Regions from separate parts of the Homo sapiens genome. Here regions 2, 3 and 4 are each linked to region 1. A link is a loop called in an ENCODE intact Hi-C map of the cell type or tissue named here. Cell type or tissue: MCF 10A. All regions are shown on one strand. Each heading gives the region's core, and the rest is flanking DNA. Links, peaks and the distances in the headings are about the cores only. Region 1 holds the start of LOC105377253 (a long non-coding RNA gene). Region 2 has its middle 690 kb from the start of TECRL. Region 3 has its middle 130 kb from the start of TECRL. Region 4 has its middle 180 kb from the start of TECRL.

Evidence for each region. A loop is a pair of places that touch in the nucleus more often than their neighbours do. Peaks named below come from ENCODE experiments on the same cell type or tissue, not always from the same donor. Only the 100,000 strongest peaks of a DNase experiment are listed, where the experiment ranks them.
Region 2: a loop joins it to region 1, with 10 times the contacts of the local background. A loop is called at or near these places in 7 of 110 quality-filtered maps.
Region 3: it touches region 1 in a loop (16-fold over the local background); 8 of 110 quality-filtered maps call a loop at or near these places.
Region 4: it touches region 1 in a loop (8-fold over the local background); 2 of 110 quality-filtered maps call a loop at or near these places.

What each region holds. Positions count from the first base shown.
Region 1 is chr4:63,525,063-63,533,629 of GRCh38, reverse strand. LOC105377253 (a long non-coding RNA gene) reads left to right here and starts at 3,889. Exons shown (of 3, transcript NR_188408.1): 1 at 3,889-3,973. In MCF 10A, for the core only: CTCF peaks have their summits at 4,638 and 4,846 (motif pointing left); no DNase peak of the experiment used is centred there.
Region 2 is chr4:63,712,239-63,720,805 of GRCh38, reverse strand. No RefSeq gene overlaps it. Among named protein-coding and RNA genes, the nearest start is that of TECRL, 690 kb to the left of the region's middle. In MCF 10A, for the core only: a CTCF peak has its summit at 3,205 (motif pointing right); no DNase peak of the experiment used is centred there.
Region 3 is chr4:64,535,276-64,543,842 of GRCh38, reverse strand. No RefSeq gene overlaps it. Among named protein-coding and RNA genes, the nearest start is that of TECRL, 130 kb to the right of the region's middle. In MCF 10A, for the core only: a CTCF peak has its summit at 4,394 (motif pointing right); a DNase peak (open chromatin) is centred at 4,402.
Region 4 is chr4:64,581,614-64,590,180 of GRCh38, reverse strand. No RefSeq gene overlaps it. Among named protein-coding and RNA genes, the nearest start is that of TECRL, 180 kb to the right of the region's middle. In MCF 10A, for the core only: a CTCF peak has its summit at 5,039 (motif pointing right); a DNase peak (open chromatin) is centred at 5,040.

The DNA.
Region 1 (8,567 bases), core at 408-8,407:
TTCAACTTCTTTGCCTTTGGTTTGAATGTCCTCCCGTAGCTCAGAGTAATTTGATCGTCTGAAGCCTTCTTCTCTCAGCTCGTCAAAGTCATTCTCCATCCTGCTTTGTTCCCTTGCTGTTGAGGAACTGCGTTCCTTTGGAGGAGGAGAGGCACTCTGCTTTTTAGAGTTTCCAGTTTTTCTGTTCTGTTTTTTCCCCATCTTTGTGGTTTTATCTACTTTTGGTCTTTGATGATGGTGATGTACAGATGGGTTTTTGGTGTGGATGTCCTTTCTGTTTGTTAGTTTTCCTTCTAACAGACAGGACCCTCAGCTGCAGGTCTGTTGGAATACACTGCCGTGTGAGGTGTCAGTGTGCCCCTGCTGGGGGATGCCTCCCAGTTAGGCTGCTCGGGGGTCAGGGGTCAGGGACCCACTTGAGGAGGCAGTCTGCCTGTTCTCAGATCTCCAGCTGCGTGCTGGGAGAACCACTGCTCTCTTCAAAGCTGTCAGACAGGGACATTTAAGTCTTCAGAGGTTACTGCTGTCTTTTTGTTTGTCTGTGCCCTGCCCCCAGAGGTGGAGCCTACAGAGGCAGGCAGGCCTCCTTGAGCTGTGGTGGGCTCCACCCAGTTCGAGATTCCCGGCTGCTTTTTTTACCTAATCAAGCCTGGGCAATGGCGGGCGCCCCTCCCCCAGCCTCACTGCTGCCTTGCAGTTTGATCTCAGACTGCTGTGCTAGCAATCAGCGAGACTCCGTGGGCATAGGACCCTCTGAGCCAGGTGCGGGATATAATCTCGTGGTGCGCCGTTTTTTAAGCCAGTCAGAAAAGCGCAGTATTCAGGTGGGAGTGACCCGATTTTCCAGGTGCTGTCCGTCACCCCTTTCTTTGACTCAGAAAGGGAATTCCCTGACCACTTGTGCTTCCCAAGTGAGGCAATCCCTCGCCCTGCTTCGGCTGGCGCACGGTGCACACACCCACTGACCTGCGCCCACTGTCTGGCACTCCCTAGGGAGATGAACCCAGTACCTCAGATGGAAATGCAGAAATCACCCGTCTTCTGCGTTGCTCACGCTGGGAGCTGTAGACTGGAGCTGTTCCTATTCGGCCATCTTGGCTCCTCCCCCTTGCTTGGCTTCTTATCCTTGAGGATTTTAAAAGTCTAATATTAGTCTCCCTATAAAAAAGTTATAGTAAAGATAATTTAAAGAGAAACTGCATAGACAACTACTATTCTTTCTGAACTTTATGCAAATAATCAGGTTACTTCTTTTGTAGAACTCATTTTGCTAATACATTGGTCCTATTATGGTTGTATTATTTTCATACAATTTAAATTGTATTTTGAATTTTTTCTGAGCTACAAGTCCAAAAACTAACATTTTCAACTTTTTTATTCCATTTTTCTGACTTGAAAGCACTAGAAATAGAAACTATGCTTTTTGTAAAGCCCTGCAAACTGAAGTTACACAAATTAAATAAACTTCGGAAGAAATCACAGCAACTTCTACATAAACAGTCTTCATGTCTGCTGATGTATGGTCTAGTCAGAATGTTCATGTGTACTCCTAATACTAATTGTAATACAGAAAAATCTATCAGATTGCCACTGCAATCCGAAGATGCTTCAGAGACTCCAGAAAAGCTAGTTTATAGACCACTACAGACTTTAACCTTTGTTTTACTTCTGTTTCCATAGAAATGACTTTTATTAATGATCTGTTTGCCTATATCATTTATGGAGGTCTACCCCGTTGGAAGTGTCATCTCTTGAAATGAGATACAGCTGTTTAACTGAACTGATCTATTCTTTGGGCTAAGAGACTGGCTCAAAAAGATATGGGGTGAAATCTTTAAATTTATTCTTTCACCTATTCCAACTTGTTTTTTCACTCCTTTGTCTGTCTCTATCTTACAACATTTAGCCTTCTCCAAATCTATTAACTTGGTTTTTAATATGTGAAACTTTTTATAGTTTCAGAGTGGGTTTCTTAAAATATAAAAATATTTTACCCCAATATATATTTTTTTGACATATTTTGAGATGGCTCTTAGAGAGGCAACAAACAGGAGTAGCCTGACAAAGCTACCTTTCATGGGAGAAATTTTCATCTATAGAGAATGTGCACTGATGTAGCCAGGGCTTCCCTCACCTAGATCTAGGAAAGATTAAAGGAGATGAAAGAAACATATATTATATATTATTTCTGAAGGTTGCCACCTGTGAGATTTCATTTATATAACAAGACCCCTTTTGCTAGCCAGGCCTAATACCCCCTGTCTGCCATTACCTGTTTTGCTGCCATAACATATTATGCCATAATCCAAGTCCCTAATTATTTTTGTTATCCCAAGATGGTATATAAGGTTCTGCACCTTACTGAGGGTTAAGTAATCTCACGTTGAGGTTACCTGTGTACATGTTAATAAATTTTATATTGTTTTTCTTTAATTAATTTGCCTTGTGTGAATTGATTTTTCAACAAACCTTTAGAGAACAAAGAGGTGTTTTTTTTTCTTTTTTTTGACTCCTACAGTTTCTATGTGTCTTTTAGTAGAATACAAAAAAAAGTAAACAAATATTCATTTTTTATAAATATATTTTACTTCACTGTTCTTTACATAGCAGTTAGTTGCATTTTAAAAGAAATTGTGAGTATTGCTATTTATTTAATAATACAGTTAACAGAGCTAAGGAGGAAATTAGAGCAATAATAAATGTGTTATCAGTGAAATAATTGCTCCATTGTGGCTTCCTCATTAAAGACCATAAGTCAATGAGCTGTGAAAAAAAAAAAAAAAAAAAAAAAAAAGAATCACTATGCATTCTTTTTTGTTTTCAGTTACCTGAAGCACCTTTTTTAAAAAAACACTTTCTATGTACCTTTTCTTTTTTCTTTGTTTTTAGTGAGTCTTTTATATGCCATATAATTATGTCTTCTTTGTGAGTCAAAATAAAAATCTTTTTTTTTAAACAGGTGAGTTAAGCTCATTCTAACTTATTATTATGAATCATAAGTTTTTTTCTCAACTCTGTAATAATATGTTATCATTTTAAAACTTTTATTTGCTACATTTAATTTTCTAAAAATGTGTATTTTTTCTTTATTTGTGTATTTGCTTGTTGTATTTAGAAAGTTTTGTATTTCTTCAAGTTCTTTACTTTTTACTTATGTTTTAATGTCTTTAAATGTTTAATGACTTACTTTATCAGTTTATTGTGATATCCTATAATACACATTTGCTTATATAAAAATAAACTTTTCCATTTTCTTTTTTCTATTGCCAAAATATATTTATTTTAAAATGCTTACCAGCTTTTTAAGTCATTACTTAGTTGAATAATACTTATCCTGTAACAGATTCTTCAAGAAAGCCAAAGGGGAAAGACTTTCCTAAGTCTGAAATGTGCTGAAAACATTTTTTTCTCAAAGATTAATATTTAAAAGACAGATGAGGTACATGTAACATCTGTGGTTCACATTTTCTTTCATTTATTCATACTCTTTTAATACTGCCTCATTGCTACCTCCGTTTGCCTCCTGGTTTTAAAAAGTCTCATGCGTGTCGGCTACTTTTGCTTTTGTAAGTTATTTTATTTTCTTTGTTCCCTGGATGTCATCATACATTTTTTCTATTTGAAATGTAATATTTTTACTATAATATGATTTGAAGTTAATTTTTCTTGGTTAATTTTTTCAGGTATCTAGTAACCACTTTCAAATCAACAGAATTATGTGATTGTTGCTGTTGTTTCTATTTCTGGAAAGTTTCTTGGAATATACTCACATAGTTTCACTCTGTGCCTCCACCCAAATCTCATCTGCAATTGTAATGCCCACGTGTCAGGGGAGGGACCTGGTGGAAGGTCATTGAATCATAGGGACAGTTTTATCCCATGCGGTTTCTCCATAGTGAGTGTGTTCTCATGAGATATGACAGTTTAAAAGTGTGTGGCAGTTCCCCCATCTTGCTCTCTCTCCCGTCACCAGGTAAGATATGTCTTGCTTCCCTTTGCCTTCCACCATTATTTTAAGTTTCTTGAGGTCTCCGTAGCCATGCAGAATTTCAAGTCAATCAAACCTCTTTTCTCAGGTAGTTCTTTAGAGCAGTGTGAAAATGGACTAATTATATATATATATATATAAATATATTCCGTAACCATGCAGAATTTCAAGTCAATCAAACCTCTTTTCTCAGGTAGTTCTTTAGAGCAGTGTGAAAATGGACTAATTATATATATATATATATTTATATATACATATATGTATATATATATATATATACACACACACACATACTGTAATTTGTTTATATTTTTGCATTTAAAAAATCTTTATCTTTAGTAACTGATAATTTAGACACTTTTGCGTCTTTGCCAATTTTCCATTTATACTAAACCTAACCACTTAAAAAAATTTTGGGGGGGGTCCTTTTTCTTCTCTTGGTTGCTTTTCTGCATTTTAATGTCCCTTATTTAATTTTATATGAATCTATTCCTTTTGGGGACTTATACAATTTACTATGATTTCTAACTTTATGTTTTCTTTTACTTTTCTGATGTCAATAAATTATCTTCAATACTCATTTTTGTCTACTTTTTATTTTTAGTTTTTGAATTTCGAATTCAACATGTTTTTACATCCTCGAAAATTGATTATGTATAACTGTTCTGTTGACTTACATTTTCTTCTTCTTTAGGGTTGTTTTTAGTGAATACTTTTTCTCCCTTTATATGTTTGGGATGTTATTTCCTGATGTTCTGCAATTGCTGTGTAAGGACTTTACTTTTTTCTTACTGATTTTTATAATGATAGAATTTTTCAAAAATTATTAGTTTAATGGTGCCCTCTTGTGTCAGAAGCACAAAGCCCAATTACTTTAACACATATATTGTTTAAGTTTGTTTGGGGGATATGGGAGGTTTTGTGAGAATGCCCAATTTATGGCTTTCTTTTGTCTCTCAATATCTTATTTTTTTTTCTTCCACAATTGCTAAATGGTGTTTTTTTTGTTTTATTTTTGTCTATTTTTCCCGCACACATAATTTATGTGTTTCAACAACTAACCTTTAAATCATAAAACTCTTTACAATTGAGCTGACTTCTTTAAATAGCACTTGTAGCTTTAAAGTGTGCTTTTTCAAGTGGCTAATTTGAAATCTCTGTCCTGTCGACCATACTCTAATTTGCCTAGACAGTTTTCCCGTGTTTTTGGGTTTAGAGTGAATTTAATCTTCTCGGTGGTTATTAAATATCCTGCTCAGATTCCTTTAGTAGTCTACTCTTCTACAGATTTTCTGTCTACATTTGCTTTTCATGAATTCCTGAAGCTGTGCTGCTGTGGAGTGGTAGCCCAAGATGCTGCAAACAGTAATTTGTTGGTATTTCAGTTTTACTCACTGTTATTTTGTAGTTTAATATGCTCTGTCTTTCAGTTATGCCAAGTGTACACCTTAATATTGAAACTCTTTTTCCTATCTTGTTCTTTCCTATTAAGTGGCAAAAATATTGGGAGACATGTTTTGTTATGCATCCAACTTTGTCCTTCCATACATATCTTATAATCTTTTAAGAGTGACACTTCAAAAAGGAATTAGCCTTAAAAAAAATTTGTCCCTAGAGCAAAAAATAAGATTAGAAAATCAAACAATGTGGCCTTAGGAAAGTTATTCATCATTTTAGTGCACCGGTGTCCTCATCTATAAAATGTAAATAATAATAGTGCCTAACTCATAGGGATTATTACAAAAACTACATAAAATAACAAGTCTTTATAATATTACCAAATACATTTGTTGGTAACACATTAAATTTTATCTTCTCATAATCTTTAGTATTATGTTAATTTTTACTTCAGTGAAAAGAACTGCAGTTATTAAAATTAATTAATATTATGATACATGTATATATATATACATTAAAATAGTATGCCATCAAATAATATTGAAATACATCAAACTAGGATTTTTTAACATAGGTTTTTAAAAATTAATATAATACTATGTCTTTTAATTTACAATTGAAAGTGCATAAAATTCATTACACTACTTGCATCTTTAAGAAAATACATTAGAAATGTTCAAAAAATATATGTGTATATATATATAAAGGCAAAGCTCAATGAATTTTTTTGGCAAAATATTCCTATTTATTTTATTTTTTGAAAATAAATAAAAGTGTTTAAATTGCAATAAGTTCACAAAATATTCTTTTGAAACAACAGCTTCAAATATCATATTCTAAAAGAAAATTATGAATAGCTCTGTTTTTACAGTGGTTTCTTCTTAGATATTTGGTTTTATTCATGTGTTTTATTCACTGATTTGTTTCCATGCTTTAGGTATTCAAATTTCGATCAGTATATATAGTTAAACATTAAAAGTAAATAAATAAACAACTGACTTTGACTCCCATTCACCTTCCATTTGCTATTTTTAAGAAATCAAAGTCTATTTTTACTATCTTAAATAAAAATATATATTTTTACATATTTATATATCATACTGTAAAATATTCATAAATATATAAGATTTTATAAGATACAGATAATAGATTTATATGTGTATAGTTCCTGCTTAATAAATAACAGAAATAACATTTGAAAAACATAAATATTCAGTGACAGATTATATTCATAACATGAATGAAATTAATCTCTGCTAAAGATTTTAGTGTACCAAATGTTAACATATTAGTTTGACAAAATTAAGTTGAATAAATAATGTGAACTTTCTTCTTTTTTCAATCGAATAAATTTTTTAGACACTACTTTGTAGATAACTATTTATTTACTTTAGATTCTATTAAAAGAATTTATTATGAATGTCTGTTATAATTGCAAGTTTAAAATTGTATATATTTATGGTAGAAAATGGTATATGTATACATATGTTTTAAGTATATATTGTAAAATGACTACCACGGTTAGCTAATAAACATGTCTGTCACCTCACATATTTATGTTTGTGTGTGTTAAGAACATTTAAGATCTGCTCTTTAACTATTTTCAACTATACAATACAGTATTATCAATTATAGCCATCATGCTTAACAATAGATCTCAAGAATTTATTCACCCTATCTAACTGAAACTTGTATGCTTTGGCTAACAACTTCTCATCCCCCTTTCTTTCCAAGGCCCTGGTGCCCACAATTATATTGTCAGCCTCTGTAAGCTTCACTATTTTATATTTCGCAAATGAGATTGTGCAATAATTTTCTTTCTGTGTCTGACCCATTTCACTTATCATAATGCTCTCCAGGTTAATCCATATTGTCACAAATGGCAAGATTTAATTCTTTTTTTAAGGCTAAATATAATTTGATTGTGTATATACACCAAATTTTTAAACCATTCATCTGTTGATGAACACTTAGATTTGTCTCAAATCTTAACTTTTGTGAATAATGGTACAAAAAGCATGAGAGTGCCAATATCTTTCTAACATATAGATTTCAGTTTTTTAATCTATACCCAGAGGTAAGATTGCTGAATCATAAGGTCGATCAATTTTTAATTTTTTGAGGAGACTTACACTGTTTTCCTTAAAGGCTATACTAATTACATTCCAACCCATCATGTACCAGGGTTGCTTTTTCTCCACAACTTCACGATTTGTTCTTTTATATTTTATACATATTTTAAAGTACACAGAATTCAATTTCAAAATTGTAATAACATATACCACAAGACTGAATAAAATCAACAGGAAACACGATTTGTATAAAACATATTTTCTGAATGTGCAATAAAACAAAAGTCTCTTCAATTGTGAAATTAGTCCCTGCATCATTTTTGTTGTGCTTCACTGATAAAGGAATAATTTCCAAAATTATGTATTTTGCCAAAACCATTGTAATATTTTTATATAAATTAACAAAAACCACAGAGCTATGCACATAACAATCTTAATATTGTACTTCTGAGCCCATCTCAGAGATGACTAACAGTGAAAGAAACAACAATTCTTACAATCTTAACCATATTATTCTACTTACTTTATAAAAACGGTCTAATGATTACAACTTACAAACTTTCACTCAATTGACAACTTGCTAATAAATGGTAAAACTGCAACCAGTACACATAATATTTTTATTATAAAACTGTCAGACTGTAAACAATATTCTATACACATTTTTGAGCAAAAATCCAATTCAAGTTTTATTTTGTTTTCTGAAAATGACCTTAGTTTTCTTCCTTCTAATCAAATGCATAAGTATAAATTACTTTTGTAAAGAAATATAGATATGCAAACCTAATATTGGAAAAATGTCAACCTTAATAGTTTTGTTCATTGTTTTAATATGTATTTGTAAAGCATTATTTGTTGCGTATGTTTTTAGATAATGTAAATTGATATTTACTTTGGAAATTCTTTTAAAGCATGCATGATAACATAAGTAATTTCACTAGTGGTTTATTTATAAATGCATTATGTATATATGTATAAATGTGGACTATCTCCTGATTCATTAAAGAGAGAGCTGATGTTCTATATTTTTGCTCAAACTATCTTTTAGCAGGGAACTTGTAATACATAATGCATTTTAAAATTTCAGAAGGAGTATGAATATTAAAAAG
Region 2 (8,567 bases), core at 198-8,197, 190 kb before region 1:
TTTTAAATTTAATATTTTTAGTATTGAATCTTCTTACCCGCAGCCTTGATACTGATCTAGAATTGTTTTTCTATGTTGAAAGCTCCAGTCTCCCAATTGATACAGATTCAAAAACAGAAGTCATTCTAGTAGCCTTTTCTCTTACTTCTATATCCACCTACTCATCGAGTCTTATTGATTTAATATTGTATAATCCATCTCTTTACTCCTACTACCAATACATTAAAATTTCATAACATTATATAAACCCTACTGGAAGTCTTTTAATTGGTATCAATCTCCAGACTTGTCTCCCTCAGGCCAACCTCAATACTGCTAATGTGTATTATTTATAAAAATGTAAGCATTTACTTATTTTAGTAATCTGTTTTATTAGTCCTTTCTCACACTTATATAAAGACACCAAAAAAATCATCCAAGAGTGGGTAATTTATAAAGAAATTAGGTTTAGCTGACACAGTTCCACAGGACTGGGAAGGCCTCAGGAAACTTGCAATCATGGTGAAAGGTGAAGAGGAACCAAAGACCTTTTTCACATGGCAGCAAGAGAGAGACGTGCAAGCAGGGAAAATACCAGACACTTATAAAACCATCAGATTTTGTGAGAATTCACTATCACGAGAACAGCATGGGGAAAACTGCTCCCATGATCTAATCACCTCACTCCCTGGACATGTGGGTGTTACAGGTCCCTCCCTTGACACCTGGGGATTACAATTTGAGATAAGATTTGGGTGGGGACACAGAGCCAAACCAGATTATCTGTGCTATCATCAGCATGTAAACCACTTCTCTTCATGGAATATGTAACGCTTTTTCTTAATTGTTTATCAGGTTCATCCTTTGTCCCTGGTGTTTTATCCTAAATTTATCAGTCCTGCCAAAATACCTGTAATTTCTTAAGTGAGCTATGGTGTCTTGTTCATAGCCTTTGTAAATGTTGTTATTGTACCAGCAATTCATTCTTCCACCAATTATTAAGAACTATTAGGTGTCTTGTATTTTGGTAGGCAATGAGAAGACTAACTCTTATCTATGTCAATAAAACTTTTTTATTCTTTCGAAATGTAGCTTGATTATTAACTCTACCAGAAAAATAATTTCTTCTACTACTATTCTTACCAATTTGTTTGTTTTGTTTCTCTGAACTCCCACATATCCATATCCTGGGAATATCTCTACCACAATAGTTATCATATTGTTTTGTAAATTTTTATTGTTTGTTCTTCTTCAATTTAAATAAATTATTACCATTGAATCTATTTCTCCACCCAGGTCTAATTCTTGAGCTTATTAAATAAAATGAATCTTGAGACGCATTCACACTATTAAGCAATCATAAAATCAAGGCATTAAAAACAAATAATGTAAATGCAGCATTTTGGAAGTGCATATTGATTACTTTTTTATGATCTTTTTACATTTTCAAAAAAATGTATCTCTACTTTTTTTGAATTAAATCACTACATATTACTCATGTACCCAGTCCTTTCATATAGGTACTCCCCCAGATTGAGGATGTAACTTGATAATTTGTTTTAAATTAAGATCTCAACTTCGCTTGCATGTTTGTTTGTTTTTGTGCCCATATATGGTATATTTAATTATTTCTGGCATGTCAATGTCACGGTCATGACTTTGGCCATGGAATTTCTCTATCATTAATTTAAAGCCATAATAAAATATTATAAATGAATTTTAGATAACTAATTTTAAAACCCTAATAATGTCATTTTTTTAAAATGTCATATGTATAATGCATGGTTTAATAGCTCTGTAGTGGACAAGGATATGGGAAAAAAATCTGTCTAGGGCTGTGCTGTTATCTATATTATATTATAAAAAGATCCTTTCCTGACTAATAAATGGAAAATTACATTTTAGTAGCAGTACATGCCAATCTAATGTACTTTCAAAGTATCCCTTCATGGGCACAAAACTGAGGAAAACAGCATATTTTAAAACTTGGCTCATGATGGCAGCTCTTCACTAAAAGCTAATTATTCTGGAATATTCTGGTACTAAAATGAATCACAACTGCTCCTCATCCACTGGAGTCTCATGAAACACTTTCGAGGCAGAAATGCAGTTTAGTTGAAATAACCAAAGGAATAAATGCTCCCCCTGAACCTAGTTTAACAAATATTGTGGTTGCCATAATGCTTATGATGTTGATTTGCTCTGCAAAGTTTCTCTTAAAATTTGCAGAGTGTTTGGAATCAAACATGGCTGGTTTTATTAAACTAGAAATGCAGAATTAAAGATTTCAAATGAATTTATACCAAAGCATTGGTTTTCAATTGTGCTCAAAAAAAAATTATCACGAATTATCAGGTCAACATTTATCATTTTTTATTTTTTATGTTTCATTTTTATCTTTTGTACTGCTTGAGAGTCATACTGAAGTGCCCATGTTGATTATACCATTGTTTAATTGTAATTAGACTTTGTTGCTTCCTAGAAGCTTTACAAATATTGTTTTTTCAGAATTATCAATTGGTAGGTATTACTTTTTATACAATTATATTTTTGATTTTAACATATTAAAAAATATTTAAGAGACAATAATGTCCCAAGTTTTCTTTCTTTTTTTAAAACATCATGTTTTGTGACACATTTTTTAGGGAAATTACGTGTTAGGAATATATACTGATGTATATCGACATCCTGTTTAGGTGCTCTATATGCATTATTCCAATCTACCCTTAAAATCGGTAAAGCAGATATTAGGTTGTAAGTTTGTATGAAAGACATGAGATTTAAAATCTTGACAACATTACACTATGATAGAAGAAAAAACAAGTAAAGATCTAAATCCAACTTTGGGTACTTGATCATCTCAATAAATGCATTTTGGAACATTTAGAATTGTTATTAGTGACTTTATTTTGAAAGTCTCCTTCTTAAGAATAGAAAGCAAAAGTTGTGTTCCCTAGACTGAATTTGACATTCATATTCTTTTTTTTTTTCCAGTAACTTCAAGTAGATGCCTTCATCGAAATAAGATGTCTCATTATGTTTTACATTTCAAGCTTCTCTTGAAAAGGTAATGTGCAGCAATACAAGGCAACAACAAACAGAGTCATTACCTCTGACAATATATATGGTTTGCAATTTCCCCATTCCAGCATGCACTTGTTCACCTTACTTATTTCCCTCCATGTTTCTGATAAGCATCTCCTTGTGTAAACATCCATTGCTTCTTCCAGAAATCATTCACCTTACATCCACCAGATGGCAGGTTATGCTTACTTCGCTGTGTAGAAAAAGGGAGAGAAATTGGATAAAGTTTATGACTTTAAAATTTAAATACAAAAAAACTGACTAACCCAATTTGGCAGCATTTTGGCATTATTCCCATATTCCGTGGTTTGGTATACAGTGTTGGAAGACAATTAATTCTAATTTTGTTTCCACTGTGGTCATAAACTTAAACTATTTGGAAAAAACAGAAATTAAAAAAAAAAGAAGAAAATAAAAGCATAAAAGAAACAGAGACAGAAGAGAAGCAAGAGAGAGAGAGAAAGAGACAGATATAGAGAGAAGATAGTATGCAAAGCCTTTTAAATTTATAGTTCTCTCAAAGGCTACAACACTACTTTTTCTGTTGCTTGATGATTTCGGACAATGAACCGCAAGTTAGGTTTTTTTTTTTATTATTAACAAATAAAAACATTGACAAGTATAGGAAAATATGGGGCTGGCATTCGTAGTGATTAGGGGTTCAAAGTTGAAGACTGTTTAAACTATAATGACCTAACCATTGCATCAGTATCGTGAGTTCAGTTAATCAATTTTATTTTATACACTAATACTATATTCAGTAACTGAAATGAAGTAGAGAATCATTGTCAACTATGAAGTAAAAGTCTGATTACTAAATAATACATTAATGAGCATAATGGTTAATTCTGATTACTATTTGTAAGGAACTTTTCTTGGTATGTTCTATATTTTGATTAATTGACTCTTTATAAAATTATGCATGATTAATTCTATTATTTTCTCCATTTTTCAGTTGAGAAAATTAAATACAAAGATGTTAAATAGAAACCAGGGTTAAGTCCACAGATTTCTAAGGTAGAAAGTAGAAGAGCTGGCTTAATACTGTGTAGCTCAAGAGCTCCTGATTCTAATTACAATTTTGCTACTTATCATGAATCACTTCATCTTCAAAATGAACTATATTTCTTAATGGAGAGAAATAAAGACTGAAATTAGTATCCACCAAAATCCTAATGTTGATACTCTGTGGTGTGTGGGACTATAAATTACTTTATTTGTGCCTGTGGGTGCCTGTTTCTGTGTATGTGTCTGCTTGAGATTTTCAAAATTTGTAGAATAAATTGTTATTTTGGGAATTAAAACATTGAGGCATAAGTTTTCAAAACATGTTTACTGAAAATGTTATTATAGTTATAACAGCTTATTATATCATGATATCTGTTAAATATAGACATGACTAAAAGAAATTATCAAATCTTTAAAATAGTCTTGTAGTATTCTGTATTTGGAAAGGAGGTAAGATTTTTGTTAATATTTACATGTCTCATAAATGTTTATTCAATATGTAAATAAGCAAATAATGATTAAATAATTAAAGGCAATTTAGTGTTTCATTATTATTTGTAAACACAAAGAGAAAAGAAACAGAAAGAAAACTTTGACATCACTAACAATTTAATTAATAATATAATATGTAGCACATACAATATAATTTGTATTTCCTATAATTTTAGATATTTTTTAAAAGCATAACTCTAGTTTTGATGACTGATAACATCAGATGTTGAGATAAACAAAAATAGCCTCTGCTCTTACTTATTTATCTGAAAGCCAGTATGTTTGATATAGATTGCATATTGTCCCTCCCCTAATCTTATGTCAAAATGTAATCTCCAGTGCTGCAGATGGGGCCTGGATGGGAGGTCATTGGATCATGGGGGAAGAGTTCTCATGAATGGTTTAGTATCATCCCCTTGGTACTGTCCTCATGATTGTGAGTTCTCTGAAATCCGGTCATTTTAAAGTGTGTCCCCACTCCCTATCACTCTCTTGCTTCTACTTTGGCCATGTGAAATGCCTGCTTTCCCTTCAGTCTTCTGTCATGATTGTAAGTTTCCCAAAGGCTTCTCCAAAAGCTAAGGAGACACAAGCATGATGCTCCCTTTACAGCCTGCAGAACTAGGAGCCAATTAAACCTCCTTTGTTTTTAATTACCCAGTCTCAGGTATGCCTTTTTAGCAATGCAAGAACAGCCTAACACAGAAAATTGGTACCATGGAGTGGGTCATTGCTATAAAGATACCTGAAAATGCGGAAGCAGCTTTGAAAGTCAGTAACAGGAACAGATTGGAAGAGTGTGAAGGGTGCAGATAAGACAAGAAGATGAGGTAAAGTTTGAAACTTCTTAGAGACTGGTTAAATGATTGCGACCAAAATGGTGATAATGATATGAACAGTAAAATCTAGTCCGATGAGGTCTCAGATGAAAATGAGGAATGTATTGGGAACTGGAACAAATGTCACATGTATAATGCCTTAGCCAAGAGCTTGGATGGACTGTGTCCATGCCGTAGGGCTATGTGGAAATTTGCACTTGAGAGTGATAATTTAGGGTATCTGGTAGAAGAAATTTCTAAGCCGCAAAACGTTCAAGACGTGGCCTGGCAGTTTCTGACAACCTACACATATAAAAGAGAAAATAACTTACTTAAAGCTGGAGTTTATATTTAAAAGGGAAGCAGAACATAAAAGTTTGAAAAATTTGCTGGCTGGTTATGTGGTTAAATAAAAAAAAGAATTCAACAAGGCTGCTGAACAACTTGCTAAAGAAATTCACATAAAAATAAGAAGACAAGTGCTAATAGCTGAGACAATGGGAAAACTGCCTTAAAGGTTGTTTTCAGAGATTTAAGAGGCAGCCCCTCTCTTCACAGGCCTTGAGGCCTATGAGGACACAATGGTCTCCTGGGCTAGGCCCAAGGTCCTGCTGCTCAGTGCAGTCTGGGATCATGGCTCCCTGCATCCCTATCTTCCAGCTTCAGCTGTGGCTCAAAGGGCCCAGGCACAGCTTGAGCCACAGCTCCAGAGGGTGCAAGCCGTAAGCCTTGGCAGCTTCTACAAGGTATGGTGTTAAGTCTGCATGTGCACAGAATGCAAGAGTGAATGAAGCTGGGAAGCCTATGTGTAGATTTGAGAGGATGCATCAAAAAGCCTGGGTGTCCAGGCAGAAACCTGTTTCAGGGGTAGAGTCCTCACAGAAAACCTCTGCTAGTGCAGTGTATAAAGAAAATATGGGGTTAGAGCCCCCATACAGAGTCTTCACTGGTGCACTGCCTAATGGAGCTGTGAGAAGAGGGCCACTGTCCTCCAGATTGGAAGTTTTTCTTTTCTCTTTTTTCTCTTTTTTTTTTTAACAGGCTCATAGGTGGAAGAGACATGTGATTTGGGAGGGGCCAGGGATGCAATGATATACTTAGGATATCATCCCTGCCCAAATCTCATGTCAAAATGTAATTCCCAACGTTAGAGTTAGGGTCTGGTGAGACATAATTAAATTATGAGGGCAGATTTCTCATGAATGGTTTAGTATCATCCTCTTGGTGCTGTCCTCATGATAGTGAATGTGTTCTCTGAGATTTGGTCAGTTTAATGTGTGTAGCACCTGTTACACCACTCTGTTGCTCCTGCTCTGACCATGTAAAGTGCCTGCTTCCCCTTTGCCCTTTGCAATGATTGTAAGTTTTCTGAGGCTTTTTCACTAGCCAAGCCCATGCCAGCATCACACTTCCTGTACAGCCTGCACAACCATGAGCCAATTAGCTTCTTTCCTTTTAAATTATCCAATCTCAGGTATTTCTTTATAGCAATGCAAGAATGGCCTAACATAATGTTGGAAAGAATATTGAACCAATAGTCTAAGGTCTATATTGATATTCAATTGTTCTGAAAATTTACTCTGATACTTCTAAATCTCGGTTTAATTATCTTCATTGTATTGCATTAAATGTGATACTGCTTGAAAGTCAAATCCCTCTCAAAGCTGTAGATTACAATTAAAGTATAAAATTACATTACTACTAGAATAAAACTGTGTTCATAAAAAGTTAAGTTGACTAGTCTTTCTTGCTCTTAAAGAGAGATGGAGATTAGGCATTATTGTGTCTTATACTGTTCTAGGCTAATTACATTTACTATTTTTCAAAGAGCAGATACTGTTCAACTGCTATTTTAGCTAAGTTTAATTTTTGCAATAAAATATATACATGTAAATGAAGGGACTAATTTTCTTCCTCCTACCTTGCTTGTCATTAAATCAGATTTATTACATTCAAATCTATAGTTTGCATAATTGATCCTCTTGTACTCCTACATTTAACAAAGAAAATATATCTTTCAGAGTTTTACAACTGTTAAAATGTTTATGAATACACTGCATTGTCTTAATTATACTTGATTATTTCAATCAGGCACATAATAGATTATGAAAATGTCTACTAAACAATCAAAGTAATTTAAATAAAACACTATTTTTACTCTAAAATATTGTTTAAATAAAATTGTTTTAAAATAGTCTCACAAATTTACTCTGGAATCAAGGCTTATGAGATAGAAACATATTGTTCAGTCAGTTATCTTTCCATTTAAAAATAACTGAGCTCTTTACATTTTATTTTTTCTGTTAATTATACATGTAATACGTAGATCATGCTTAAATGACAATAATAATTTTAATAATACTTAGAAACATAATTCATGCTACTAATCCTAGCTTTCATGCTATTTAAAACATTTAATTTACTTTTCTTCTTGGGAATACTTCTGCCAGGCTGAGTCCATTTATCTAAATTAAATTTTATACACTTGTAATATTCTCACCTTTAAAATTCATATTAGTATAATGTACTCAAATTTCTTCTACTTGGAGAAATTACAGATTTAATCTTGTAAATTTAAACTTGAAATTGATATCAAAGTGCCCAGTCATATTTGAGACAGCCCATTTGAGAAATGTAATAAATAATCTATAACTATTAATGTATCAGAAACATTGTGGTTCACTGAACAAAGTACAAAATTGGTGAAATGAAAAAGATCTATATCTTTATTATTTAAGTACATGATAAGCAACAGAAATGAATTTTCTGAAATATTTCAGTTTCTTTTTGTTCTTCTAGTGACAAGAACATTTTGTGAGATAGAGAGCTGGGTTACATTTACTATTTCAGAGTAAACTTCTCCAACTTTATTATTTAATCCACCATAGGTCATTAAATGGGCTCCAAATTATCAATGATTTCTTGAATTACTATAAAAGGCATATCTATCAAGGCCTCTTATTTAAATATAAATTTTATTTTAAAAAATTACCAAGAACTGTAATGGGATTTATTTGCCTGTTATTTTAAAATTAGAAACCTCACTATAGTGCAACCTTAAAAAGGTTTCATTACTAAATAGTTTTCCCTAATTTATTTATTACATCATAAAATAAATGCCAACATGTTTGTATGTCACTTAATGTAAAAGAGAGACATCTGAAGAAATGAAAGTGCCTTTTTTAA
Region 3 (8,567 bases), core at 371-8,370, 1.0 Mb before region 1:
TTTTGATTTAAAGAATGGCCTCAGTTCATTAAACAGCATTTCCATATTTTTTATTTTTTAGACAACAGCACATGCATGATGCCTCCAGAGTATTCACTGTACTCTTTGTTTTCTAATTCAATGTGTGACTGAAGCCATAGTTTACTAGTTTTGTTACTTTGAGATAACCCTATATTTGCATTTGAATTACTGTACACTATTGTAGTTAGTAATTGCCACTGTGTAAATGCAGATAATATTTAACTGCTTTTAAGTATAGATTTTTATTTAAGTATATACCACAGCTCTGTAAATTGGCAATTCTCAAATGGGGCCATAATCATAAACTCATAGTTTGCACATGCAATTTAAGAGAGCATTTTTAGAAAATTATCACTGCTTTGTTTCAGTTGTAGATTGGCAGTGATTCAATGTTTTGATTTTAGTCCCATGATTTAATTTTTAATTTCAAATAATGCCAATATGGGAAATAAACTTTCCATGGATTTATAATAAGCAGTATACCATAATACTGAAAAGTTTAGTTCTATCGTTGGACTATGTGGCTCAGATCTTGTATTTTCTTCATAATGGGTCAATGACCTAGGGTAATTTTCCTCGATTTCTAAAGAGCCTCATCCCTTAAACTGGAGAGAATACAAATACTTAATTGGTTAAGTTACATTTTGTGATAATAAATAAGTTAATATATTGAAATTATATAAACAAGTATTAGATAAATAAATGTTCAATTTTATTTTAAATAGAAAAATACATAGTATTAAAACCAAATAACTTGGGTTACTAGACAACAGAAAAATTTGGTTCTATTCTTTACTTGTAATTTTGTATAACATATGCAGCTTTTTGAACACTTTTTTTCTCTTTTATTTTAAAAGCATATTAATACGTGCTCTGCTTATCTCATGTGTGGGTTACGAAGGTAGAGTAATATAATATGCTTCTGTTGATAAAGTTGGTTAGTAGTTTCTAAAAATTGCTATTATTACTAATGTTAAACAAGTGAAATAGTGGATATAGTCATCAAAATTTTTAAAGCATATTTTAACATATTTTTCAATATAAAATTTCAATAAGCTTAGACTTAGGGATATTTAAACAATAACACTATCAAAACATTCATTACCATGTAAATAACAGTAGTACACTATATTGTAGTCAATTATACCACACACTACACTTCAGACTTTGTACTATACACAATCCACATAGTTGTTTCTCATTTAATTCTAACAATAACATCAAAATATACAGTGTATTTGTATTTACATTTTATTAATGAGGAAAATGAGGCTTACAGAAGTTAAGTAATTTGACCAAATGCAGAAAGCTAGTAATTTGCGAATCTGGAGTTCAAATTCTGTTTTTATGCCACAACTCAAGCTTAAACCACACTAATGAGCTGTTTCTCCAGTTTAGTTTCTTCATTAAGCTAGAGAATTATTAATAATAACAAATTGTTTGTTGTTTTCATGCCAGCTCCTGGAATGGCAAGACCTGTTGCATAGAGTACTTGACTCTGAGTCAGAATAAAGATCTTCAGCCTGAAAGAAAACAAACACACTAAAAGCACACTGGAACAAGGATAAATATTCTGTTAGATATATTATCTGGGGTTATTAATGGTGTGAACAAAAGTTCCATGAAAAAGAATTTGGAGGGAAGACTTTATTCCTGTGAACAGTTTGCAAACCAGGAAGAAAACCTTTGGTGTAAAAGGAAGGTGCTTTCCAGAGAAAAAAAGCAGGGCTTGATTTTTAAAGAGAAAGTTCCAGCCCAGGTTCCCAATCAGGTTCATTTATTCAAATGAAGCATCCAAACTTGGAAAGCCATGATTGGTCAAGGAAGATGCACTCTGATTAGTTGGTCATGTGAGTTCTGAAAGTCCCAAAGTTAAACAGAAGTAGTGGGTTTTCTGGGAATTCAGAGTATGTGTGTAACCTCTAGTCAGCAAACAGCCATTTGGTTGTATTTGACTTTAGTCTCAGCCACTTGGGATTCATTTTAAGGATTGACTTTCCCAGGTTCACATTTATTCGCAATGGAGAGGCAGAAATTAGACGTGAATATCTGATTTAAAATTATGGAAACGTAAGAGTTTGGTACAAGATTTGGGAAGTGGAAAGTGCCTGACTTAAAATAGTAACTATATGAAAACAAGTGAACAGATTGTGAGATGATTGTTCTGTATAAATAACAGGTTATTTGTTACTAGACATTAAAAACTGGAAGCTCTGCAGAGCAGAAATATGGTATATTGAGATGTTTTCAAAGTTCCTGCGGGCTAATTTTGCAATTTGCGTCTTTTAAGCTTTATGAGAGGCAAAGCAAAGCTTTCAATCCTTTTTGTGATTGTAATCCACTATTAACATGTTCTTATATAATTACAATTCATTTTGTTAAAAATACAATTTATTCCCAATTTTAATGCTCCAAAATATGTTTCTAGGTGCTTCTTACACCTAGAGAAGAGACACCGTGACCATTATGAAGCAGTGGAGGAGAGGGCAGTTCATCTTTGTAAGCATCGAATATATGCTAACCATTAGGAATATGGTAGTAAATTAAACTCTCAAGGCTCTCCCTCCTAAGAATGTTATATTTTTCAAAGAAGACATATACAAATATTTAAGTAAATAATAAAAGTATCTCAAAAGATTTGTGGCCCATTTTGCTAAAATGTTTCACCAGCTCAGAGAGAGTTTTACACAGAAAGTTACTCGGAAAACAAATTTTGGTAAGAGACCAATGTGTGTAGCATTTAATGAGCATTTATTTTCTTCCAACCCCTTTACACAAGCATATTGTTCCTGAGTCAACAATTAAAACCTTGAGGAAATTGAAATGCAATGACGATACATTACTTATAAAAGTCCATGTAACTCTAAGGAATCGGGGTTAGAATCTACTTTCCTTTTCATTTGACAATAGCATCCCTTACTTTTGTTCTTCAATAAGTTTGGCTTTTGCTCAACAAAGGAGGCAGCACTGTCAGTCCGAGAGGAAGCAACAGGACAAAATACAGTAGGAGATGTTCCACAATTTGACTGGAAAACAGAGCTCTCTGTGAGCTGACTTGTGTTGTGTGTAGGTTTGGAGAATGTTGGAGTTTAAGATACTAAAGCAGGTAGGAGCCAAGTGATGAAAGCCCTTACATGGTTTGTCAAGAATTTTGGCCTTGATCATATACAAAGTAGAAATCTCTAAAATGAGAGATGGCATTCTCAAGCTGGGGAGTCTACAAAAGATTGAATGTGGTGGTAGCATAGAGATGTAGCAGCCTAATATTTTTCCCACTTTAAAATTATCATTTAATTAAAATAACTATATTATAATACAAAGGACTAGAAGAGTCAATATTCACAAATAATCTTCAAAACTAGATAACCTTAGACATTTCTAAGCAGTTGACCCCCCAAATTTCTTAAAACGTGATTTATTTCAGTTTTTAGGTATAATTTTAACAAAACAAATAAAATTCCACAGACCGTTATAAGATTTACTACACACTACAATCATTGTGCTCTTTGATCATTATGGCATCATGTATAACATATTATAATTATGTAATGTTTATAAAATTGTACAATTAAAACATCCAGAAATTTAATGTTTTTAAAGGGTTGAAATATACTGTCTTTTGTCTGTCCTCTCTATATGTATCACACAGATATAGCTAACTTAATAAAATTCCTGTATACTTAAAATGTGCAGGTACTATGATATTTTACAATGCACATATTTTACAAAGCCTCTTAAAGATTTCAAACCATGTATACATAAACGTGTACCAATAATTTGCTGAAACATCTTTTAATTTCCAAGTTCTATATATGCTGGAAATAAGGATGAATGAACCATTTCTTACACCCAAGGAGCTGGCATCACCCTTGCATACTTATTTTGAGACTCTGAAAGAAACACCTTTATTCTTTAACAAAATTGCTTTTGAGAGGTGGATGAGGAAATGTAATGATTTAGATGGGAAGGCAGAGGTTCTTCAATGTTTTTCTGTATTGGACTTAACTGTATATAAGGGTCTTAAAACAATATTACTCCTTGAGAAAAATAGGAAAACACCAAGAGCAAAAATAGAGATATTATTTTCTTATTTGTTTGTTAGTTAAAAAATTACTTATTACTTGACAAGTTTAATTTTCATGGTCTTGAATAATCGTAATTTTCACATTCCTGCTTGTTTTGCTTACAAACACACACATACACCTCAAAGAAAACAAGTTCCCTAATATTTCAGGGTAAATAAGTAATACTACTTTTTAATTATTATTATTTTTTCATAAATTGTAGCACTTGAGGATATGTGAAAACCGTGGTATAGCTATTGTCGTTAACCAGATGATCTTTTATTTCACCAGTGTTGCTGTTATTCCACTAGGTGGCAGCCTTACCCCAGCACTTTAGGATATTCACAGACAAGCAAGCTGCTATCCACATGTGTTCTAGTTAATGTTTTCCAATAGAAATTTAGGTGGTTAGTTGGTAATAATAATTATAATAAAAAGGTGTAGTTTTCTAATGACATCAGGAAAGCCATTAACTGGAGTGAGAAGAGTATTCAAACTAAAAACGTGGCAAATTGATTTACAAATGCATTGACTACAAACAAAAATCTAATAATCTGTCCTTTCTCTTTTATTATGGCTAAAGTATTGTGGAAAATTTCACATATTTTCTGCATCTGATGACCCGGGCCTGAAAAATATCATCACTTTAATAACAAACAATGAAACTCCATTTTTTCACAAGGAGCTAAGAACACGTTTAGTTGTCCTTCATTTTCAGGGTCTCCAAAATAGCAAGAAAAGCCAAACAATACAATCCAAGATATCATTTCATTGCAGCCCTGCCCATTATTGATTTGGAATTATTCTGAAGCTTCTTTCAAACAGAAGTCATTGGAAGCTGTGGAGACGGATCCATAACGGCTTAGAAGCTTTAAGGGTTTATTTACCATTTGCCTTTAATCACTTTTCCGGCTTTGTGAAAGGACTGGAATGTCTGAAGTGACATTTCAATAACTGCAATTTTTTTCTGCCCGGTTGGAGAAGAGAACGATGGATAGCCAAAACAAGTTTGAAGTATTCCAGGAAATGCTGCAAGATCTTTGTTTTGCAGTTGAAAAAGAAATACTATTTAAAGAGATAAAAGGAAGAGCAGGGCCAGGCGCGGTGGCTCACGCCTGTAATCCCAGCACTTTGGGAGGCCAAGGCGGGAAGATCATGAGGTCAGGAGATCCAGACCATTCTGGCCAATATGGTGAAACTCTGTCACTACTAAAACACACAAAAAAAATTAGCTGGGCATGGTGGTGGGCACCTGTAGTCTCAACTACTCAGGAGGCTGAGGCAGGGGAATCGCTTAAAACCGGGAGTCGGAGGTTACAGTGAGCCGAGATCGCACCACTGCCCCCTAGCCTGACAAGAGAGCAAGACTCCATCTCAAAAAAAAAAAGGAAGAGCAGAAGTAGGAGCATATGCCAGGACAGTAAGACAAGAATTTGAATGGGCTTTAGACCAATATTGGCCTAAAAAGTAATTTTCCACTTAGGTTTACCATTACTTTAAAGCAGTTCGATGGCACGTGGCATAAGTGTGAAGAAACCTGTGTAGCTGGAGGGTCAAATAGTTCTGGAGCGAGGAACATTTCTTTAAAATTCTAAAAGTGCTTTGACAGTCATCTTTAATATATTACCTCTTCTAGATTCCTTCATTTCTGACTTGATTAATTTTACTTTCCCTAACTTCCTTTCTTTAAATTTTACTTAGATTCAAAAATATTTTATTTCAAAAATAAATATGAAAGAAAGGAAGTTAGGGAAAGTAAAATTACTTTCTTCTCTAGTCTTTTTTATTTTTAAATGTTCTGGTTTCTCTACACATTAGTTATTTTCCTCAAATTTATTTAGATATATGTATTTACTGTTTGTGTTCGCAAAATTTTTGTTTTAAAATAGAAAACCATTAGAGGTAGAAATGACATATACAGGTATATTCTTTTAAAAAACATATATAGGTATATTCTATCAAAACTTGAGCATTTTATGAACTAATTTATTATATGTGAATAAATTACTTCCTGAGAGAAAGCCCAGAACCTTGGAAAGCTAGTGTAGTTTTCAGCGTATTCAGGAAAAATTAGTTTTGTAAATAGTGCATTTAGTTCAAAATGCACAGATAATTGATACAGATAAAACTTAAATTTTAGCTTCAAATACAATCCATTAAAGTGTTATTACACTTACCAAATAAATAATTTTGGTCGAGAAACAACTACATTTCAGTTCTGATGTCACTCTTTTAATTATTTGCTGCTTGGTCAGGATTCTGACAGCAGAGATGTTTGTAAAAGAATGAAAATCTAAATCTGTGTCTCACAATACAGATTAGAATGTCACAAAGCCCCGGGCATATAGACAAATGTGTCATAGCTCCTTTGCTAAGATGATGATGATGATGATAATGATGATAATGATGTACCCGGCTATGGACACCATATTCTGCAGCAAGTAAGTGCTATATAATTTTTCCCCCAAGTATCCATTATTTTTTGATCTATTGGTTTCATACCAATTCACTGTACTTCTTATTGGATGATTAAATGATGATTCATTTCTCTAGAATTTAGAATTTTAGAAGTATTCAAGTGGCTACAAGATTCAGACATGCTACAGATGTCATATTTAGATTTTTAAAGCAGCTTAAACAATGTTTGCTATGAAGCATTCTTAGCTAGAAAGAATGACAAGGAATAGGACTTTGGCTTATCAATTCACTTTAAGCCCTGATATATTGCTTTCTCTCTCAAGGCATATATGCACAAGTAAAAAACCAACAACTAATTACTGTTACGTATCTGAGAGTATTAAAAGGAAGGCATGGGATAGTCACTTATAAAGACAATAGGAAAACAACGTAAACTACAGCAAGAAAGAACATTTTATCTTAGAGTTAAGAAAAAAAAAAGCAACCAAACTGGTCATGGTGGCTTATGCCTGTAACCCCAGCACTGTGGAGGCTGAAGTGGCGGAATTGCTTGATTCCAGAGTTCGAAACTAGCCTGGGCAACACAGTGAGATCCTCATATCTAGCAAAAAGAAAAAAAAAAAGAAAAAGAAAAGCACACAAATTTTTAGTAGTCAGAACGTAAGTAGTGTATCATTTTGAGAAAAAAGTTTTGCAGAGGAAATCCAAGAGAAAACTTAGTAACAAAATTATACTGAATAATATCAAGTATAATCATGGAAACAAAGATAATATTAGCAACAGCCTGATGTGTACAAGCTAATGGCCCTGATTCTGTGAAATTCCACTTAATTATTTGCACAAATTATAGATCATCAGTCATACCATCTAAGAATGAGTGGGTTTAGATCCCTGGAAGAAAGTACTGTCTACATATTTATAGGTACACAGTAGGCAACCAAATTCATGAACTCACAAACTCACAAGGAAACTTACACTCACAAACTCACAAGGAAGTTGAACTCACAAACTTGCAAGGAAGCTCTGAAGAGAGCCACTTCTTATACAACAATTTTTCAATTTAAACAGACATAACAGCAGATACTGAGTGTAATCTCCCTATTTTTCTTATGGACTCTTCTACAAAAGAAATTTTGCATCTTAAATAGGAAGTGAATGATAATTTTACCTATAGCTGACTCTATATTCACAAATATCAAATATGAGTAATTTCATCCATTCATTCAATAGATATTTATTAAAAAGGAGATATTTATTAACTGAAGGAGAGTTCCAGGCACTGGAGATACAATCAGAAACAGAGACACCTTGGTTCAGTTCTTTATATTGTAGTTGGGAGGAGGCAGACAATATATAAATTAAAAAATTAGTAATAAATTAGTAAACATGGCATACATTAAATTGTAATAAGAGCTATACAGAGAAGATAGAAACTAGTAAATATTTCTCTAGGGGCTAGATCATGATTATACTATAGACTTCACATAAGTAGAAACTTTGCCCTACTCATCCCCAGAGCATTAGCTAAGAGGATTTGCGGATGTGTGTGGGAAGGGAGGTGAATATATAGAGAGCAAAACTATTTTTTATACAATTGAACAGTATATGCAAAAAGTTGTGCATATTAGTGATTGCATAAACATAAATACTGGATGGAGGTTTTTCATATTTCTATATACATTTTCAAAACAAATCAAATGTCATACTTTGGCAGCTGAAAAGACCCAGTATGGCACCTTACAGAGGAAAGTGAAAATAAATAAATAGACAAAAGTATTTTTATTTCCTCCATCTGTTTAATGACACTCTCTTTCCCTACCTTTTACTAAACATGACTATGTAGTCTTTTAGTCTCAGAGCTTAATTACCTTAGGAATATCTTCCCTAACCTCTTGGTGAGATTTACATTCCTAAAATAGGTAAATACCTATTTTGCATAGTGTTCTGATCATTACACTTTAAAATGTTTACTTCTCTTGTTCCCCAACCATTTATGATCTCTGCAAGAACAGAGACTTTATCATCTTGTTTACAACAGTATTCCTAGTATTTAGAATTACCAGC
Region 4 (8,567 bases), core at 255-8,254, 1.1 Mb before region 1:
GGGATTACAGGCACCTGCCATCATGCCTGGCTAATCTTTGTATTTTTGTAGAGACAGGGTTTTACCATGTTAGCCAAGCTGGTCTCAAACTCCCAAGCTCAGCTGATCCACCCACCTCAGAATCCCAAAGTGCTGAGATTACAGGTGTGAGCTACTGTGCCCTGCCAGGCTGCAAAATTTTTAGCTTTTTATGCTCTGCTTCCCTTTTAAATATAAATTCCAGTTTCATGTCATTTCTTTACTCACACATATTAGCTAGGTTGTTAGAAGCAGCCAGGATATATCTTGAATGCATTGCTGCTTAGAAATTTCTTTCTCCAGATAACCGAAATCATCACTTTCAAGCTCAAAGTTCCACAGGTCCCTAGTGCAGTGGCACGATACCTCCAAATTCTGTGAGAAAGCATAAAAAAGTGACCTTTGCTCCAGTTTCCAATAAGTTCATTATCTTCATCTGATACCTTCTCAGCCTGGACTTCACTGCCCATATCACTATCAGCATTCTGGTAACAACCATTCAACAAGTCTCCAGGAAGTTTCAAACTTTCCCTCACCTTCCTGTTTTCTTCTGAGTCTTCTGAACTGTTCCAACCCCTGCCCATTACCCAATTCCAAAGCTGCTTCCACATTTTCAGATATCTTTATGGGAATATCTACTCTCAGTACCAATTTTCTATATTAGTCCATTCTTGTATTGCTATAAAGAAATATCAAAGACTGGGTAATTTATAAAGAAAGAAGTTTTAATTGTCTCATGGTTCTACAAGCTGTACTGGAAGCATGACGGCATCTGCTTGTGAGAAGGGCCCCAGGAGCTTTTACTCTTAGTGGAAGACAAACCAAGTGCAGGAGACTTACCTAGCAGGAACAGGACCAGGTCCTGTAGCCAGACTACACGGATGTGAGATTTCATTCACATCTAAAAGGGTAGATTCTTTTATTGTTACAACTAATAACCCACCCACAGAATTTTTGCTTTCTGCTCTCACAACGTTGCTTTCTTCTCAGTGGGAGGTCATGGTTTCCATGGAAGGAATACCTCTAACAGAGATGACAAATATAATTCATTTGTATTAGAAGTTGAAACTGCCACCTTGCCATTTTGTGTTCTTTGTTAAAATGAATCAACAAGCAAGGAATGAGGTGGTATGTTTTGAAATGCTTAATTATTATTAGCAAGAAGAAATGTGGATGCTATTATACAATAGGATCAAGAAGGATCATTTCTGAATATTTATTATATAATTTTAACTCTTATTTTAGATTCAGAAAGAACCCGTGCAGGCTATGTTACATGGGTATGTGGTATGATCCTGAAACTAGGAGTATGAAAGATTCCGTCACCCAGGTAGTGAGCATAGTACTGAATAGGTAGTTTTTCAGCCCTTTCCCCTTCCCCTCTTCCCCTCTACTAGTCTTCAGTGTCTATTTTCCTCATCTTTATGTCTATGTGTACCCCATGTTTGGCTCTCACTTCTAAGTAAGAGCACGTGGTATTTATTTTTATGTTCCCACATTAATTTACTTAGGATAATGGCCTCCAGATGCATCCACGTGATTTTGTTCTTTTTATGGCAGTATAGTATTCCATGATGTATATATACCATATTTTCTTTATGCGGTCCACCACTAATGGACATCCAGATTGATTCCATGTCTTTGCAATTGTAAAGAGTGCTGAGACGAGCATACCAGTGCATGTGTCTTTTTGGTAGAATGATTTATTTTCTTTTGGGAAAATAAATGTCAAAGAAAGACAGGACCCAAATTGAAAATAAACTGAAAATATTCTCTTAAGTCAAAGCTGTAAGAAAAGCATATCCCAGTAAATGGCTTGCTAGGATGAATGATAATTCTGTTCTAAGTTTTTCAAGTAATCACCAAACTGCTTTTCACAGTGACTGCACTAATTTATACCCCACCAACAGTGTATAAGCATTCCCTTTTCTCTGCAGCCTCTTACTTTTTGACTTTATGAAAGAAGCCGACAGACTGGTGTAAGATGGTGGCTCATTGTGATTTTGATTTGCCTTTTTCTGATGATTAGTGGTGTTGAACATTTTTTTCATGTTTGATGACATGAAATAAATGTTGGACACTTGCAGGTCTTATTTTGAGAAGTGTCTATTTCTGAATTTCAATGGATTTTCTAAGCCCCCATTCATTAATTTCATTTCCAATATCACAAGTTAAGGGAAAATTACAGTAATCAAAAATAAACATGACCATGAATGAATCAGAGACATCTATAATAAAATTTGAGGTCTCTCTGACAAGGAGGGAAAACAACAATAGTTGATTTCTGCCTGTGAGGTAAGGAAATAGAATCAATTTGGAAAGAAGGGAATTCTAAATGACAACTACAGCCTCAGAAGCTTTCAACAATAAATTCTATAGCAGGGATCTGTATTTTCTTTCATGCTTTTTGTGGTAGGCTGACATGTCAGCGGCTTCCAATGTTCCAGACCTCCTGGTATTCATACCTTGAGTAGTGCCCCGTGTATTAACACTGGTTTACTTCCATAACTACCTTTGGCCAAATGAGGCATTATCCAGAGGGATGCAAGCAAAACCTTGATAAATTATTTTAACTGTGACTCCTCCTTTTGGAAACCTTTCTTCTTTCCTCAGCTACTACTCCCTGAGAATACACTAGTTACACTCTCTGTTGTAAACTGTTTGACATGACGAAACTAAACTCTTTTGCTTCCTCAAAAATTTTCTTTTTCTATGTTTCTATTTTTAAATATCCAGTTGCTCAAAACAGAAATTTCACATTTTTTCTTACTTTTACCAATTATTTTAATAAACTGCTTTCAAATATCTTCATTTTCTTTCTTCCTGGGAAAACAATGATCACAGGATTATGCTAACAGTCTCATAGCAGGTCTTTTTACCTGGTTTTCATTGTTGGTCTCCATGCATTATACCATCTACTATAGTCAAACATTCTATTGTGTAAACCTTCTAATGTGTAAATCTGTTAGTAGAGAGCAAGAAACAAACAGCATTGTCAGAATGTTCAATAAATGTGTGAACAAGAAAACAAGTGATCAAAGAAACAACCTGGGAAATAACAGCTGAAATTTCTAATTACACTGAACATGATGGAACCTGAGCAATTATATATATATATTATATAAATATTATATATAAAATATATATATTTTATATATAATATATATAATATATATCATATAAATATATAATATATATATTTATATGATATATATTATATATATAAAATAAAATCTCACATGAGATTTTAAATAATTGTTACATTCTAAATTTTAGGTAATATTGTTTTAAAATTATTTAATTATTTTAAAATGCATTTTAAATATTTAACAACAGTTACTATGAGTTTAATACTTCCTATGGGTTGCCTTTAAGATATTTTTTTCATGTAAATTCCACTGTATCTCTATAGCACACATACAAAAGTCATTCTCTTAAACATATTTTTGAGGGTGATATTTATACCATTTGAACAATGTACATATACATTATTATTTCATGTATTAGACTAAATTATTCAATCTCTTAAAAATTATTAGTTTGGATTTGAAAGATTTTGAAGCATGTATATTAGTTATACTTTGCCAGCCAAAAGTGTAGTTGCAAAACTATTTAATGAGACAAAATACTACAGAGTCCATGAAACTAAATATCAGTAAAGATTAGACTGTCAGCAAGAAAACATTTTATTCCAATAGCAATGTGGTTATATGTTGATAATATTAATAAATAGGTACAAAATAGAATCAAAATTACTATAATACTTAAACCAGGTATAGTTATTTATATTATTAACAGTATAAATATTATGATAACTTTGTATAAATAAGCCTGTTAGTGAAATGTGACTATGCAGAAACCAGAAAGAAAAATATTTCACTCACATATGTTTTATACTTTTTAAGTTGGTTTTTTAGTCTCTTTGGAGATACTAACAAAGTGGAATATTTTCATTATTTAAATAAATTCTCTGTGCTTTTGAATCATACACCTGTGGATTGTGTGGAGCTTTTTTGTTGTCATTATTGTTGTTATCATTTGTTTGCCTAACTTAATGGTTCTAATGAAAAGTGCCTCTATTGTTAAAATGCCTCATGTTTTTATTTTTATTTGGGGAACAATATCAATTTTTGCAAAGAAAATAAATTATATCAGACACTGAATTATGTGGCCGGTATGTATTATGCCATTCAATCCTTATAATGATTCTGTAAGATTAATGTTGTCAATGTTATCATAAATGACAATAGAAGTTCAGTCGTAATTTACCCAAGGTCATTCAACCAGAAAGTAGCAAGACATATTTTTACTGCTCGTTCTCTATTTCTATATGTCCTATACATTATTTTTTAATGACAGTCTACCTCATACATGCACATTTAATTTCTATATTTAAGTCATATTACATTCTATTTAAATTTTCAAACTCTGAGGATTGATTTTTTTTTTTCACCCACTAAGTCCTAATTGTTAGAATGGAAATGGCCCTCTTGTGAAGCAGCACATATTTAATACATTAAATAATGTTTGAATTCTTATCCTCTTATCAATTAGTAAAGTTCTGAAAATATGAGACATAGGTGAATCGCTGTTGATTCATGGAGATAATTACTTTAAATTATCGATTGGTAATAATATTCTCAAAAGATCATACAGAAGTAATTTACATCATGAAGTTTTTGGCAATTGGAATGACACATATGTAGACTAAGGATAAGCCTGAGGGAGAAGGTACAACAGAAAAGTGAGGAGCTAAATTAAAACTCTCAGACAATCTTTTCTTACATTTATAGAAATTAATTTATTCAATGAGGTAAATGCGTATTTGAATATATATACTATTTAAGGTATGAAATTAATTATAAAGAATAAGTGTTTTATATTTCATATAATTCAAACCGATTCAACAGAAAAAAAAACTCAAATTTTTAACTAGAAATTACTTTTTCAACAAGGTTGGTCAGAAAAAGAAAATTAAAAAATTCTACTTATGTCCACGAGAGGGCAGTATTGAAACACCATAACATCACAGATGGGCCTGGCCTCGGAGGGGGGAAAAAAAGTACTTAACAGAGAAAAATGGATGCACGAAATCACTTTTTTTCCTGAAGATTAAAGAATAAAATAATTTTAATTTAATATGATTGATATATTTTCCATTGTATTTCATAATTGTTGTAAAGGCCCCCTCATGTTGTTATTGATTAAATTGATGAAAATTTAAAGTCAGTAAACAAGAACAGGTCTACGCCCAAAATGTTTTACTATATTATAAGAACTTGTGTCTAGTTATTCTAAATGAGCCTATCAGATAAAACAATTTAAATGCTACATACAATACAAACATTTTAAATACATTGTAGAGCTGATGTTATAGGAAGGATTTTACTATAGCCAAAAATTAAAAAGAAGAATTTAATAGGTAAGTACAAAGTTTTCTTTCACTCTGAAGATTCATTATAAGCTCTGAAAGTCCTAAACTTTCACATTCTTATTTTCTGGGGCCAGGTGACAAGAGAATGCCTATGGTTCCCCAAAGATAAGAATTATGAAATACCTCTTTCTTCCCATGATATGAAGCTAGGGGAGTTATTACTATACAAATTTAGACAAAAAATTAATCTGCCTTCCCCAAGGGTGAACAGTAATACATAATTATTTCAATTTTTTTAGAAAGACAGAGGACCAAACTTCCTAAGTCTCTGTAAGGCGACTTAGGTTCCCGAGGAGTTGGCAGTCACGCAGACCCCTTCTAGGCTGACCAGCAGGAAGTCTGATCCTACAACAGCTGATAAAAAAGCTTTGTCTGGCAGGCCTCATGGGGCAAGCTGCCCTCCCCATACCAGATTTGTATTTCTTCAACTTATGAGCTTTGAGAGTCCTGAGTCCTTGACTGCAACTTCTTCTGAAAGATAAGAACACCCTTACTATGCACCCAGCATGGTGTGGAAAGGGCAGCTTCCCCCGTAGCAACTGCCAGGCAAAATCTTGTAATTGCCAATGATTGGGTCTGAAGGTTCAAGCATACAATTTTGGCCTGGAGCCAGAATCCTCAGTTTCCAATTTTCAAACCTGGAACTATTTGAGCAGCAAAATAAAGAATGCAGTATTAGATTATAAACCACATTTAAAATAAATATCTAGGAGAATACACTAGTATAAATAAATGATAGAATAAATAAATAAATGAGGGGAGAAATTATTTTTATAGAAAATGTCCTAATAGTATACACAGATACTCCCCTCCAGCAGGTGAAACTAACTTGCCTCCACTCCCCTCTCCTGTCAGTTGAACTTAGCGATTTCTTTCCAGAGAATAAAGAATAGAAAGGAAAAAAAGTAACTTTATAGCAGAGAAACATATCAGACTCTACATTAACCAAGCAAACAAGGTTAACATCATTTATCATAAAGCATATTGATATCATTTGTCCCCTTGTTTTATAAGATTAAAAAATTCTTCTGACAGTAGGACACAATATCATGACAAGCAGGGTAAGGAAAATAACATAACTTTTTGTTCCCTATGGCTGTAAATGAGAAAAGTCTGCCACACAAAGAAACACATAGGGTTGCGCCCAAGTACAGGTAACAGCTGACTAAAACTGTAGGGGCAGCTTATATATGGCAAGAGGGATGGGGTTAGCCAAATCGTGACTATTTCATGTGGATTGGCTGTTTTAAAGAATATCTCAGGCTCTGAGGTATAGGAACTGTTTGTAGTTGGCAGAGAACTGGCCCTGGGGTGATGAGGGTAGGTGCACAGTATCCTGGAGTGTGAGAGTTCAGTGAGGGAAGCGTTTGGGGCATGTACTTACTCAGCTGCTCAAGTAGGGGAAGTGTTAGGCCTCTAGCCAGGGCCTCAAAATTGTGTCAAGAAAGCATTTTATATACATATATATGTATGTGTGTGTGTGTGTGTACCCCTAATATGATATAATAAAAAAGGTAATTTGCCTTGTTGATATTCTTCCCGTAAACTCATAGCCCCAGTCTTATCTTCAGGAAGCATATCAGAAAATCCCAAATTGAGGGATATTCTACAAAATATTGGGCTAGTAATCTTACAAAATTGCCAGAACAGACAGAGTTGCCAAAGACAAAATTGCCAAAACAAGAGCAGACAGAAACTGTCACAATTCAGAAGTGACTAAGGTGTCATGAAGACTAAATGCAAAAATGTGGACTAGATACTGAAACAGAAAAATAATACTAATGGAAAAACTGAGGAGAGCTGTATAACGTCTATAGTTTAGTTCTTAGTTATATGCCAACATAATTTTCTTTTTAGTTTTGAAAAATATGTCACAATATGTGCTATAATCTGAATGTCTATGTCCCTCCAAAATCCCTGTGTTGAAATCCCCACCCCAAAGCAGGTGGGGCCTTTGAGAGGTGATTAGGTCATGGGGCAGAGCCCCCATGAAAGGAATTAGGGCCGTTATACAAAAGGCCTAAGAGCCACCCCGCCCCCTTCCTCCTTCTTAACAGCCACCCCTTCCCCCATGTGGGAAAACAGTGAGAAGGCTTTAGTTCTGAACCAGAACACAAGCCATCACCAGACACCAAATCTGCTGGCACCTTCATCCTAGACGCCCCAGACTTATTATTTTCTGTGAGAATTAAATTTCTGTTTTTCATAAGCTATGCAGTCTATGGTATTTTTCTACAGCAGCCAGAACCAACTAAGATATTATGTAAGATGATAAAACTAGATGAAAATCAGTGAAGGGTATATGGGAATTCTCTGCACTATAAAAATTAAAAATATCAGAAAAATTCTTCAGCAAAAAAAAAGTAAATGAATGCTTCAGGAACAATAAGATATGAGCAACGATGTGGCAATATATGTGTAAAACTAAGGAAACATTGATTATATAAAAGAATGTTAATATTCTGGTTTTTCAGATTGAAATTGTATTGAAAGTAAAATACTGAAGTCAACTTTATACTATTCAAGAGTGGGTGACAAGAAAAGTGGTTCTTAAAGGAGGGTGATAAAAATAATGTTTAATCATAAATTACCTACACATGAATATAGCTATGTTAGACTTAAGGAAAAAAAAAATAATGTACTACTTCTATGTTGGTAAAAGAAATGAGTGAGGAAAAAATTCAATTCTTTGAACACATCATATTGTGTACCTAATATAAGCCCAACATTGTTTAGAATTCAGATATAGCATGGAAAAAAACAGACAAAAGTATGTGTCTTTGTGGAAATTTGAATCTACTTGGGAAATATACAACACATAAAATCAATGTGTATATAATATGGTATATTAGAACATGAAACTTTCTATAAAGGAAAATAAAACAAAAGAAGATGTAAGGAAAAAGTAGACAGGGGTGAGTATTAATTCAAGTAACGTGGTCAGGGGAGACTTTGAGATGAAAACATTTGAGAAAAGGAAAGAAAGAGCTACAAGAATGACCCATGTGGATGTGAGGGCTGAGGGAGGAGACAAACCATTCCAGGCAGAGGGAAAAGCAATGCAAAGGCCCTAAAATATGTACCAGGCATGTCCCTGGCATGTATCCCAAATTGC